2 separate regions of the Mus musculus genome follow, and region 1 is linked to region 2. The links are chromatin loops, found by intact Hi-C in ENCODE. Cell type or tissue: gastrocnemius. All regions are shown on one strand. Links, peaks and the distances in the headings refer to the core of each region. The heading gives the core; the rest is flanking DNA.

Region 1 (7,159 bases), core at 1,247-6,246, 250 kb after region 2:
TGACTCCTATATAACACTCTCAGCCCTTCCAAAATACCTTCCCCATTACTTTTGTTACACTGTAGTAAGTTAGTGTCCCCTAAAACTGATGCCTACAAGAATTTTATAATGTGTCCTTATTTGGAAGTAAGATCTTTGTAGATCTAAAGAACAAAATGAGATCATGCAGGATTAAGGTGGGCTCTAAATCTAATGAAAGTGCCCTTATAAGGACACAAAAAGTAAGCGATGCAGGGAAGGCTGCCACAGGAAGAACAAGTAACAGTCACAGACAAATTATAAGCCAAGAATGCTAAGGTAGCCAGGAGCCACCAGCGGATTAAGGGGTAAGAATACTACTTCCTAGAGTCTTCAAGAAATGTGACCCAGGTCACACTGTAGCCCCCAGACCTGTAAGAACATACATTTCTCTTGTTCTCAGTTACTAAAAAGAAACTACCAGATAGGAAGGTGCAGCATCAGGAACTGCTGGAATGTGGCCAGGCACAGGCCATTCGGTTAGGAAAGCTCAGTGAGCTCTCTCGCCTTTATCCAGCCCAGGACCCCACATATGGAATGGCAAACTCCCATTTAGGGTGGATCTTCCCACACTAACTAAGCTGATGTAGGGAATCTTTCCCAGACACGCTCAGAGATCCCTTCAGTCTGACAATCCTCCTGCCTCTGCTTGTACTAAGTATTCTGCACCTAGGATATATGTGCTCCTTCCACACCTCATACCAGACTTTACTCGTCAGACAAGGCATTATGGAAAGGCCTTATGGAAAGGTATCCCGATAAGACCAATCTGTCTCCTCAACGTGAACTCATATCTAACTTACAACTTAGAAATACTGCACTAAATATGTGGTATATTCACCCTTTCTTTCCTACCAATGTTAAGATTCTACATTACCTTTAAGTATAGTATCCCTAACACAGTGCCCCTGTACAATACATAGCAGATCTGTAATTATCTGTGACTGCATTAACAATAATGAGGGAAGCCTTCAAGTGTTTTCCATGGAGCAGTTAATGCTCCAAATCACACCACTTCCTGGGTATTTCTGGTGAGTTCCCAGGTACAAAGTAGCTCCAACCTTTGACAAGCAACTTTCCACTTCTACTACCCAGAACAAAGACTCAGGGAACAACTTCCTCTACCAATTACAATTGCATTTTGTTTTGGTTTTGGTTTTTCTTTTCTTTTCTTTCTTTTTTTTTTAAGATTTGTTTGGTTTTTTTATGTAAGTACACTGTCACTGTCTGCAGATATACCAGAAGAGGGTGTCAGATTCTACTACAGATGGTTGTGAGCCATCACGTGGTTGCTGGGTATTGAACTCCGAACCTCTGGTAGAACAGTCAGTGTTCTTAACTGCTGAGCCATCTCTGCAGCCCTTGGTTTTGTTTTTCAATACAGGGTTTCTCTTGAATAGTCCTGGCTGTCCTAGAGCTTGCTCTTATAGACCAGGCTGGTCTCAAACTCAGAGATCTGCCTGCCTCTGCCTCCTGAGTGCTGGGATTAAAGGTGTGTGCCACCACTGCCCAACCAAAAAAGTTTTAAAATCACTATGTTATCTGTTGATGTTTTGTCTGTGCAACCCATGTATACCTGGTATCTGTAGGAAGGAGTCAGATCCCATGGAATTGTAGTTACAAATGCTTGTTAGCCTCCATGTGGTCACTGAGAATTGAATATGTAAGAGCAGCCAGCACTCTTTTAAACACTAAACTTCTGCCTAGCTCCAAAATTGTAGAACTTTGATATTCCAGTTACACTCTTCCCACAGACATTATAGCTTATCCATACAAAAATCCATCTTGGCTTTCTCCTTTACAAACAAGAGTCAAGGAAGGATACAGGACAAATCAATAACCCTTCCTTTATAAACCTTCAACTCATTAAGACTTTTGAAGAACTTTCTAACCCCCTAATGATAATAACCACTGAATTGCAATTCTAAAGTCAGTAGAATAATTGGTCCTTATTCTGAAAAAGTTATAGATAGCTAAAATTTTAAGTGTACTATAATACCATATACTTGAAAACCAACAGATTTCCAGAGTTAAATTTTACAGTCATTTTATACCAACATGAGTAAGTGTAGGCACTGAAATGCTGTGGCCATACTTGGCCATACAGCAATCTGCAGGGTATTTCTGATTCCATTCTTACTGAGGTTACTAAAATACAGGACAACTCTGAGGACTTAATAAATCATGTAACTTCACTAAGTTCTTCTGAGTGTCTCCACTAAACTATGACCAAAGTCAGTAAATAGCTTTACTGAACTTATTCAATATGCCACCTTTCCTTCTCTACAATAATCCTCTATCCCTGGGAGAATAAATAAGTCTTCTACAAATTCCAAGAAGAACTGAACAAACATTATTTACAGATTTTGGAAATATAAAACATTCCCTCAATGCTCAGAACTGAACATAGGACTTTAAGCCCTAGGCAAGTAAGTATTCTAACCACTGAGCGACACTGCCAGCTCCACCCACATTTTAAATGTTAAATTTAGAAACATTTAAGTAAAAATGAGGCCAGTGAGGCCAGATGTTATTACAGGCCCCTGTCACCCTGTGACTTTTTTTTTTTTTTTTTTTTTTTTGGAGACAGAGTTTCACTATGTAGCTCTGACTGTCCTCAAACAAGGCTAGCCCCCAACTCACAGATATACACTTGCACTAATGGTGTGCACCCCCACACCCAGCTTCAAACAACTATTCTAAAGAGGTATAACCAGGGCCAGGTTGCTACATGCACTCCATTAGTGACACGCATGACAGGCCCCGAAAACCTGGGTGCTGTCCCGAGGTGAAAAGTTCATGGAAACTTAGTCTCCTGGAACTGTGGCATCCTGTATACAGAATGCTCCAATGTCCTTGCTTTAGTTGGTAAACGGATCTGTGTGTTTTCCCTTAATATTGCTTTATTATAAGTGCTCCGAAGGATTGATATTTTGATGTATAGCTAAGTTAGATTCTAGGCAGTCCTTGATACGACCTTGGGCATGGATAGCTAAGTCACTGCCCAACACAGAAATTTACCATTATCTAGGAAGAAGGAAGTTTGTGACCTAAAGAGGAACCAGAGTAGATACTTAGAACTATAGGTAGCTGAGTTACACCCATACACAAGTATTTACAATGGCCTAGGGGGAAGGTGGACTATACAAGGTGGACTAGAATAGGAACTATGGCAAGGGCACGAAGCCCTTGCCCCTGGCTTCTAAGATTAAGTGGACCTTAGGTGGAGCTGTTTTTGATCTCAGTTGTTAACATTAAATTTTATCCCAGTAGGTTCCCACCAGTCCTTCCGTGTTTGCATTCCTGTTTTATGTAAGAATCCAGTAACCTCTTTGTACCTTGCTGGTTGTGTCACCCAACTTCCGTATTTTCTTCTGTATAAAAAGTTTGATGTTCAATTTGACAAGTTACATTCAGATCCACACTCCCTTGTGTCGAGTCTGTCAATTCCCGCTGACTCCTTGCCCACCTGAGACCCGTTCCTCGCAGACAAGGGACCAAAATGGTCTGTGGCACCAGGTATACAAGATAGTCTGGACTTTGTCTCAAAACAACATAAAAGAAGTATTACCAGGTTTTTGGTCACAGCTTTTGCATTTGACCAAATACTGAAAAACGGCAACTTAAAAGAAGGAAAAGGCAACTTTGACTCATTATTTCTGAGTTCTCAATCTACAGTTGCTTAGTCCCTAAGAACTTGGGTGAAACATCATGCCAAAAGGTTTATGTAGTGGAAGACCTTCATGGCAAACTGGAACCAGAGAGAGAAGGATGGGAGGAACTGGGAACAAGATATTCCTCCCTCCAGAACTCACCCCCAGTGACCCACTTTCTAAGAGGAAGGCCTCTTCTAGGGTTTCCAGAACTCTCAAAACAGCGCCATCAGCTGGGAAAGTTAGGCTAGTAAGTATATATTATTATATTATTGTGCTTTTATTATTATAAATATATTTATAAATATATTATTAAGATATTATTAATCTATTAAATACATGAGCTGCAGAGCTCAAATCAAACTGTAACAATCTCCTTCCACTCCTCTTAGAATACTCACAGAGTTGTATTTGTCTGTTGGCTATTCTAAGACAAATAATGATGGAAGGGAAGCTTCAGTGCCTAGGTATCAAATCACACACTGCAACTCGGCCTTTAAACATCACTGAAACCCTAAAAACAAAGTCTCAACCTCTACATTGTTTCAAAAAGCTTTAAGGAAAAAAATAATTGAGACATGCTAAAAAAAAAAAAAAAAACACCACCAACAACAAAAACAAAACAAAACAAACAAACAACAAGGTTAACTAACATATGCTAAAAAAGGTTTACTGGGCACAAGCCCCAGAGATCTCAACCCCATGCAAAGACTACAGGCAATTGAGTAAAGCTGGGCCTGGGAGAGGTGGTCTTCCCCAGGAAAGAACACATCAACTGGTTTTTCATCACAAAATGGTCAGCCCTGAAAACACAAACAAGTAACACTGTATCTATTCAACAAATTATAATTAGAAATATTTATGCATATACATATATCCATGCAATAACTGAGGATAAGACGCCATGAATTTAAACGAAACTAACGGGGGAGGGGATATAGGAAGTTTTGAAGGCAGGAAGGGGAAGGGAGAAGCGTAATTATTTTATAATCTCAAAAAGAAAAAGGAAAATAAGGAAATAATCTCACTTCAGACTACTCACCAAATATCGTTCGGGCCAGGTTTCCAGTATAAATCAGCCTGCCATTTTCTGGCTTATCAACTTGTGTATGGAAGCAGCGGACACATTGTTCCCAACAAACAGGTATCTGCTGAAACAAGAAACCATTGAGTAACTGGTTGAACAAATTTTTATTTCTATCAATGTTGTTTTTATTTCATTTAAATATAACAAAGAGAACTTGTTACAATGCCATGCAAAGAATTCTCTCAAATAACCTAGAGGATTCCCAGGCTTCCTGCCGGCCACTCTAGCCAACCAGAGAGCTCCAGAGTCAGAGATCTTATCTCTTAAAACCAGGCTTCAGGATGGAGAGGCTCATTGCGCTTCCAGACAACCAAGGTTCAGAGTCCCAGCACCTACGTGTCTTACAACCTTCTGCAACCCAAGCCCTTGGCATCCATGCCCTTTCTGGGCCTTCATGAGCACTGATAGGTGTGGTTCGTTCATATGTATGTATGTACGTACGTATGTATACACATACATGAAAGCAAAACACCCATACATATAAAGTAAAAGTCGTGCTACACAGTGGTGGTGCATGCCCTTTGTCTCAGCACTTGGGAGACAGTGGCAGGCTGATCTGAGTTGAGGCCAACTTGGCCTCAAAAAAATCTTAAATAAGATTGAGATAGAAGACAGTCAATGATGACCTCCACATGTATGTACACAGATACTACATAGGCAAAAACATTTGTTTAAATTTGCTTTAATGTAATAATCTAAGAAAATACAGAGGGCATGACTGTACATGTCTTTGAGCCCAACATTCAGGAGGCAGAGGCACGTAAATCTCTGAGTTCAAGTCCAGTCAAAAAACAACAAAAAACAATCTTAGCAAAATACTGTAAATTGAGGGGTTTGTTTTGCTTTGTTTTGTTTGGTGGGTTCGTATGCACAGGCATGTCCAGAGATCAAACTCCCATCCTGAAGACAAAAGCCTCCACAGACTAGGCTTCTCCTACCACCCCTGTGGTTAGTACTTAGGAACTAGTTACATGAATAACTAGCATTTTTAAGGCTGTCTCCCTGAAAGCCTTGCATATACCTTGTACCCCATTTTGTTTTGAAGATCAAGTCCAGTCATCAATGTGGTCCATGTTGGCCTCCAACTGACCATGAAGCTCATGCTGATCCTCTGTCTGAGCCTCCAGAGCTAACACTGGGACTTTAAGTCTGTGCCACTACCATACCCTGGGCCTTCTATCTCTTAGCAAGAAAGCTTGCTTGAAAAACTGCTTGAAAGCTATATGAAACAGGAGTTTCCCAAGTATGTATAAATGAGCATCTAAAAATGAATTTCACATTGCTCACATTTAAAAATGTAAAAAGTATGCCTAATTTGTGTTGAAATTCAGTTAAGAGTCCAATATCTCGAGACCCTTGGCTATAGCACACACCTTTTATCTGTGAGTTTGAAGCCAGCACCAGCCTGGTCAACAGATCAGCCAGGGCTACACAGGGAAACCCACCCACAAGCAACTAACAACAAATAATTCAATTACCACTTTCAGCATTTCTTAAAAGTTTTTAAAATTCTTATATATTACAATGTAGCTTAATATACATAAAATTCTTGCCGAGCTACACCTTTAATCCCAGCACTCTGGAGGCAGTGGCAGGGGATATCTGAGTTCAAGGCCAGCTTGGTCTACAGAGCAAGTCCCAGGTTAGCCAAGACTACACATGAGAAACCCTGTCTCGAAAACCCACAAAATTCTTACATTTTATAGTATAGTTTAACATACTACGTACTTTGTTCAATAACATCCACACCCCACCTTTCACTCCGTAATCAAAGAAATTCCTAAAAACGGACAAGTAACACAACTTAGGAGGCTAGCTCCACGTGCTGCATCAATTTCTTAGCACTTAGCGCCCTTCTGACCTTTAGCTCTAGAGTAAGAAATAAGTCCCTGCGCAGCAGAGCAAATCTTTAATCCTAGAATGGGAAGTCAATAGGTAGGCGAGTCTCTGATTTCGAGGACAACCGGGTCTATATAGCGAATTCAGGACAGGTGAGTCTACAAAACTGGGACATCCTGTCTCTGAAAAACAACAAAAAGAACCATTTGTGGTGCTTTAATAGCCTTCGAAAGGAGAATCAATCCCTGGATTGACAGCAGCTGCGGACCCCGAGGTCGAGGCCTGCTCCTCCCAGGCCCGCACCGGGAGTGTCCCCTCAGCACTGGAGTTCCCAGACCCCATGCTGCGCCCGCTCCCCACCACCACAGCCTACGAACAGCCGACCTGCGCTCGCCCGGGTGGCCCGCAAGACTCGGCTAGCGCTAGATGCCCGCCGCTCCGGAGCCGCTCTGGCTCGGCTAGCGAGGCCGCACGCCAGAAAGCGATCCCGGAACCTCGGAGCGCGGCGGCCACACACCACGTCGTCCTCGTCCGGCCCGGCCATAGGCCCGCTGCCCACCGG
Region 2 (7,159 bases), core at 988-5,987:
TTAACACAATCAGAAATGAAAAAGGAGACATACCAACAGAACCTGAGGAAATCCAAAACAACGTCAGATCCTACTACAAAAGGGTATACTCAACAAAACTGGAAAACATGAATGAAATGGACACTTCCTAGTCAGATACCAGGTACCAAAGTTAAATCAGAATCAGATTAACGCTCTAAACAGCCCCATTTCCCCAAAGAAATAGAAGCAGTCATTAATAGTCTCCTAACCAAAAAAAGCACAGGACCAGATGGGTTTAGTGCAGAGTTCTATCAGACCTTCAAAGAAGACCTAATTCCAACTCTCCTAAAACTATTCCACAAAATAGAAACAGAAGGTACTCTACCCAAATCATTCTATGAAGCCACAATTACTCTGATACCTAAACCACACAAAGATCCAACAAAGAAAGAAAACTTCAGACCAATTTCCCTTATGAATATCAATGCAAAAATACTGAATAAAATCCTTGCAAACCGAATCCAAGAACACATCCAAACAATCTTCCATTATGACCAAGTAGGCTTCATCCCAGGAATGCAGGGATAGTTTAATATATGGAAATCCAACAACATAATCTACTATATAAACAAACTCAAAGACAAATATCACATGATCTTCTCATTAGATGCTGAGAAATCGTTTGACAAAATCCAACAAGCCTTCATGATAAAACTCATGGAAAGATCAGGAATTCAAGGCCCATACCTAAACATAATAAAAGCAATATACAGCAAACCAGTAGCCAACATCAAACTAAATGAAGAGAAGCTGGAAACAATCCCACTAAAGTCGGGGACTAGACAAGGCTGCCCACTTTCTCCCTACCTATTCAATATAATATTGAAGTCCTAGCCAGAGCAATTAGACAACAAAAGGAGGTAAAGGGGTTTCAGTTACAAATTTGAAAGGAAGAAGTTGAAATATCATTATTTGCAGATGATATGATAGTATATGTACTGGCTAGTTTTGTGTCAACTTGACACAGCTGGAGTTATCACAGAAAAAGGAGCTTCAGTTGAGGAAATGCCTCCATGAGATCCAGCTGTAAGGGATTTTCTCTTAGTGATTAAGGGGGAAAGGTGCCTAGTGGGTGGGACCATCTCTGGGCTGGTAGTCTTGGTTCTATAAGAGAGCAGGCTGAGCAAGCCAGGGGAAGCAAGCCAGTAAAGAACATCCCTCCATGGCCTCTTCATCAGCTCCTGCTTCCTGACCTGCTTGAGTTCCAGTCCTGACTTCCTTGGTGATGAACAGCAATATGGAAGTGTAAGCCAAATAAACCCTTTCCTCCCCAGCTTGCTTCTTGGTCATGATGTTTGTGCAGGAATAGAAACCCTGACTAAGACAGTATATATAAGTGACCCTAAAAATTCCACCAGAGAACTCCTAAACCTGATAAACAGCTTCAGTACAGTAGCTGGATATAAAATTAACTCAAACAAATCAGTGGCCTTTCTCTACACAAAGGGTAAACAGGATGAGAAAGAAATTAGGGAAATAACACCCTTCACAATAGTCACAAATAATATGAAATATCTTGGTATGACCCTAACTAAGAAAGTGAAAGATCTGTATGTTAAGAACTTCAAGTCTCTGTAGAAAGAAATTGAAGAAGATCTCAGAAGATGGAAAAATCTCCCATGCTCATGGATTGGCAGGATTAATATAGTAAAAATGGCTATCCTGCTGAAAGCAATCTACAGATTCAATGCAATCCCCATCAAAATTCCTACTCAAGCCGGTTGTGGTGGCATAAACCTTTAATCCCATCACTCGGGAGGAAGAGGCAGTCGGATTTCTGAGTTCAAGGCCATCCTTGTCTACAAAGTGAGTTCCAGGACACCCAGGGCTATACAGAGAAACCTTATCTAAAAACAAAACAAAACAAAACAAAACAAAACAAAACAAAAAAACCAAAACCAAAAACAAACAAAAACAAAACAAAAAGAATCAAAGACATGTATCTCAGTTGTTATGCTCCTAAATCCTCCAAAGACCCATGTGACTTTATTAGTGGGAGGTCTATCACCATCTTGGCGATTCCTTCTCCTCAGTATCTAAGAACCTCAGAGATTCACTTAATCCAGAGGAAACTCAGGCTCGAAGTGAGAAATACAGTTGCTTTGAGTATTCTGCCTCAACCTTATCACCTGGGGTTGCTATTAAGCATCAGTCCTGTGTAGATCTAACGCTCACAGTCAGTTACACTTGCATCAACAGTGGTGTCCACCCTATCTTGCTTCAGGCTGATACACTAAGGTACAGTTCTCTCAAGACAAAATCAAGATAACAAGATTCTAGCCTGAGCCATACATTGTACCCTGGCCCTCTACTAAAATTCTTTTAAGCTTTAGGGAAGTCAATGCAGAAATGTCTATGTTTCAAGAGGTCTGTAGAGGGGCTTTAGTAAGCCAAACAGATGTTCTATTAGATTCTCTAAAACCACCTTATAGGAGGCATCCGAGACTTATGCCTTATGCCCCTATTCTTATGAGACAGGTGCCATGTCTCTTCTCTGCCCTTTCCTCTGCCTAGCAATTCGTTACCTCTGCTCATCACTGGCTGTGAGCAGTGAGAGGCACCTGCTAGAAATGAGATGTGGTAGGTGACTGCCACCATCTCATCCCTTCCATGTGGCCATGGCTTCTCACACTTCCCATCTGTGGGAACCACCATTGTTGGTTTCCCTAATCCTTCCCACACTTCTGAATGTGCACCTTTACAAAGCTAACTTTGCATTTCCAGGCAGTTCCTTTGGTGGCATCTCTTTCCTACTGAAAACATAACTAATGCATCAGCTTTCTTAAAGTGGTCTGATTTATTTAAGCAAACTTCACTTCTGGCTACTGAAATTTGATATGCACAATGTTCTCCCATGGCCTAACTCAAGAGGACTGGAAATCATAGACATAGTCCATGGCTGGAAGTTTAAAATAACCACTTTACTAATACAAATACAGTATTAAATAATACTAATAAAAGGTTTCCTCTATAGAGCCCCATAAGCAAATTCTTTCTTCAGCAACACTCAGTGGAGCTGGGCGAATGGCAAGTTGATTGTGACTAATTTGGTCTTTTAGTAATTGGTAGTTGGTGAAGTGATTTGACAAGTTGTTTAGCTAATTGACCTGTTTCTTTTGTTGTCGTTAAGGTTTATTTGTCTTATGTGTAGGAATGTTTTGCCTGCATGTATATAATTATACTGCCTGTGTGTATATATAATTATACTGCCTGTGTGTGTGTGGTGGTCACAGCAAAAAAAAACCAAGGGCAATAGATCCCCTAGAACTGGAGTTACAGACAAGTGTAGTGCTAGAAACTGAGACTAGTCCTCTGGAAGTGCATCTAGTGTTTGTATTTGCTGAGCCCTCTATCCAGCCTACATTATTAGCCTGTTTCTACACACAACAACCCTGACTAGACCCTGAACCCAACGTGTTTCCTTGTGTTGGTTTTGAAGCCTCGTGTTTCCCAGAACACTCTAAGATCACTTGAGAATAGGAATCTCTTGCTACTTCTCTTTATATTTTCCTACTTCTGTTCAAGGGCTGGATGCAGTATTTTTCATAATAATAACTCAATAAATGTTTGTGGAAGTGAGTGAACAATAATCCACAGTGAAAGATTGTGCGCGCGCGCATACACACACACACACACACACACACACATTTAATCATAGACTTATGGGCAGGTCAATAGCTGAAAAGATTTTCTTACTATGGCATTCCAACTATTCCTAATAAAGCCTTTCAAAAATACTAGTAATTTCCTAAATGATGCCCAACATGTACCTATTCTCGAATAAAATTTCCAAACTCTACAGGCTATTTTAACTGTTCCCTCCACAAAAATCTCTTGAAATTTAAAACTCAGACTGAAGGCTGACCAGGATCCAAACATGAAAATGGTGGCTCTGTCTTTGATTTCTAAATTAGGACCAGAGAAATTACTCTCCCAGCAGTATTTTTAGCAGTGTGAGGGAAGGAGCTCCCTGTACAGTTTCTTGGCAGGCTCACAGTCTGTCACTCCTGAGCCTGTTCTGTGAATCCTTCCAGCTTCCCCACCAGTCAGCATCTTCACTCCTGCCTGTGGACTATGGAGCTCATCAGCACTCTTTTGCCCAAGTTGAGACATTTAAAACATCAGAATTCAGCAGGACATGGTGACACACACCTTTAATCTCAGCACTGGGGAGACAGAGGCAGGCATGTCTCTATGAGTTTGAGGCCAAGCTGGTCTATATATGAGTTCTAGGCCTACAAGGCCTACATAGAGAAACCCTATCTCAAACAAAATCAGCAGAGTTCAGTGGGGGAAAAACATAATCTACTGGAACTCAGTATATATTCCAGGAATAGTGTTGTAAAAAGGACCAACTCATGTTTGTGCATTCTTTGTATCTAATCAACTGCTTGAAAAAACAGATACAATGTACTCCTTCTATGGATGAGGAAATAGGATACCTAAAATATACCCAATATCCCACTACGGGTTAACTAGAAACAACACACTTAATCCATCTAGTACTCTACTGCATATGCCTCTCATTTATTCTCACAAGAAACCCAAAATATAAACTATAAACTGTCCCAATTCTGTAAAATTAAGAATGGAGCAGAACCTCTGGATTTGCACGGCAGGAAGAGCTTGATGATTAGCAAAGCCAGTATCGGGGAGAGGACATGTCTACTGGACCCCAAACTTAAGCAACAGGGTGAGAGAGAAGGCTATTCCTCTGCAGTACAGGCCAGGACACCCTGGTGAGAGTGTCAAAATAGTGACACCCTGCTAAGTTTTCCCAAGACAATGCCATCATTGAAAGACAAGCTGCTGGGAACTGCTGAAGTCCTTTGACACTATCATAATGACACTAGCTTTGAAGTCCCCAAACAATCAACTTTAAAAAAAATTATTAGATATTTTCTTTATTTACATTTCAAATGTTATCCCCTTTCCTAGTTTCCCCTCCAAAAATGCCCTATCTCCTCCCACCGCCCCCTGCTCCCCAATCCACCCACTCCCATTCCCAGTCCTGGCATTTCCCTACACTGGGAGCCTTCACAGGAATAAGGGCCTCTGCTCCCCTAGAGCCACAAGTTAGTTCCACCATGTGTTTTCTAACAATCAAATTTTAAGAAAATTTCACATGCTCAAGATATAATTTTAAGTAACACATTGTTTTTAAATTTAAAAAAATTAGAAACATTGTCTATTGCCCTAGCTCTCCCAGCATATGAAGAACAAGCTGAAAGAAGGTATTCTGCTACATTCAGACGTGGCACCTGTTTTAAAATCAACTCTTTTTTTTTTTTTCCATTTTTTATTAGGTATTTCGCTCATTTACATTTGCAATGCTATACCAAAAGTCCCCCATAGCCACCCACCCCCTCTCCCCTACCCACCCGATCCCCTTTTATGGCCCTGGCGTTCCCCTGTACTGGGGCATATAAAGTTTGCGTGTCCAATGGGCCTCTCTTTCCAGTGATGGCCGACTAGGCCATCTTTTGATGCATATGCAGCTAGAGTCAAGAGCTCCGGGGTACTGGTTAGTTCATAATGTTGTTCCACCTATAGGGTTGCAGATCCCTTTAGCTTCTTTGGTACTTTCTCTAGCTCCTTCATTGGGGGCCATGTGATCCATCCAATAGCCGACTGTGAGCATCCACTTCTATGTTTGCTAGGCCCAGGCATACTCTGACAAGAGACAGCTATATCAGGGTCCTTTCAGCATAATCTTGCTAGTGTATGCAATGGTGTCAGCATTTGGAAGCTGATTATGGGATGGATCCCCGGATATGGTAGTGTCTACATGGTCCATCCTTTTATCTCAGCTCCAAACTTTGTCTCTGTAACTCCTTCCAAGGGTGTTTTGTTCCCACTTCTAAGGAGGGGCATAGTGTTCACACTTCAGTCTTCATTTTTCTTGAGTTTCATGTGTTTAGGAAATTGTATCTTATATCTTGGGTATCTTAGGTTTTGGGCTAATATCCACTTATCAGTGAGTACATATTGTGTGAGTTCCTTTGTGAATGTGTTACCTCACTCAGGATGATGCCCTCCAGGTCCATCCATTTGGCTAGGAATTTCATAAATTCATTCTTTTTAATAGCTGAGTAGTACTCCATTGTGTAGATGTACCACATTTTCTGTATCCATTCCTCTGTTGAGGGGCATCTGGGTTCCTTCCAGCTTCTGGCTATTATAAATAAGGCTGCTATGAACATAGTGGAGCATGTGTCCTTCTTACCAGTTGGGGCATCTTCTGGATATATGCCCAGGAGAGGTATTGCTGGATCCTCCGGTAGTACTATATCCAGTTTTCTGAGGAACCGCCAGGCTGATTTCCATAGTGGTTGTACAAGCCTGCAATCCCACCAACAATGGAGGAGTGTTCCTCTTTCTCCACATCCACGCCAGCATCTGCTGTCACCTGAATTTTTGATCTTAGCCATTCTGACTGGTGTGAGGTGGAATCTCAGGGTTGTTTTGATTTGCATTTCCCTGATGATTAAGGATGTTGAGCATTTTTTCAGGTGCTTCTCTGCCATTCGGTATTCCTCAGGTGAGAATTCTTTGTTCAGTTCTGAGCCCCATTTTTTAATGGGGTTATTTGATTTTCTGAAGTCCACCTTCTTGAGTTCTTTATATATGTTGGATATTAGTCCCCTATCTGATTTAGGATAGGTAAAGATCCTTTCCCAATCTGTTGGTGGTCTTTTTGTCTTATTGACGGTGTCTTTTGCCTTGCAGAAACTTTGGAGTTTCATTAGGTCCCATTTGTCAATTCTCGATCTTACAGAGCAAGCCATTGCTGTTCTGTTCAGGAATTTTTCCCCTGTACCCATATCTTCAAGGCTTTTCCCCACTTTCTCCTCTATAAGTTTCAGTGTCTCTGGTTTTATGTGAAGTTCCTTGATCCACTTAGATTTGACCTTAGTACAAGGAGATAAGTATGGATCGATTCGCATTCTTCTACATGATAACAACCAGTTGTGCCAGCACCAATTGTTGAAAATGCTGTCTTTCTTCCACTGGATGGTTTTAGCTCCCTTGTCGAAGATCAAGTGACCATAGGTGTGTGGGTTCATTTCTGGGTCTTCAATTCTATTCCATTGGTCTACTTGTCTGTCTCTATACCAGTACCATGCAGTTTTTATCA

Evidence for each region. Hi-C counts contacts between places; a loop is a spot of excess contacts. Peaks named below come from ENCODE experiments on the same cell type or tissue, not always from the same donor. Only the 100,000 strongest peaks of a DNase experiment are listed, where the experiment ranks them.
Region 1: it touches region 2 in a loop (5-fold over the local background); 1 of 42 quality-filtered maps calls a loop at or near these places.

The regions. Positions count from the first base shown.
Region 1 is chr1:16,665,328-16,672,486 of GRCm38, reverse strand. Tmem70 (transmembrane protein 70) reads right to left here. Exons shown (of 3, transcript NM_027415.2): 1 at 6,982-7,159; 2 at 4,714-4,819. Among named protein-coding and RNA genes, the nearest start is that of Tmem70, 3.7 kb to the right of the region's middle. In gastrocnemius, for the core only: a CTCF peak has its summit at 3,903 (motif pointing left); no DNase peak of the experiment used is centred there; H3K4me3 peaks cover 651 bases; H3K27ac peaks cover 134 bases.
Region 2 is chr1:16,913,710-16,920,868 of GRCm38, reverse strand. No RefSeq gene overlaps it. Among named protein-coding and RNA genes, the nearest start is that of Gm46085, 180 kb to the left of the region's middle. In gastrocnemius, for the core only: no CTCF peak of the experiment used is centred there; a DNase peak (open chromatin) is centred at 4,036; H3K27ac peaks cover 2,308 bases.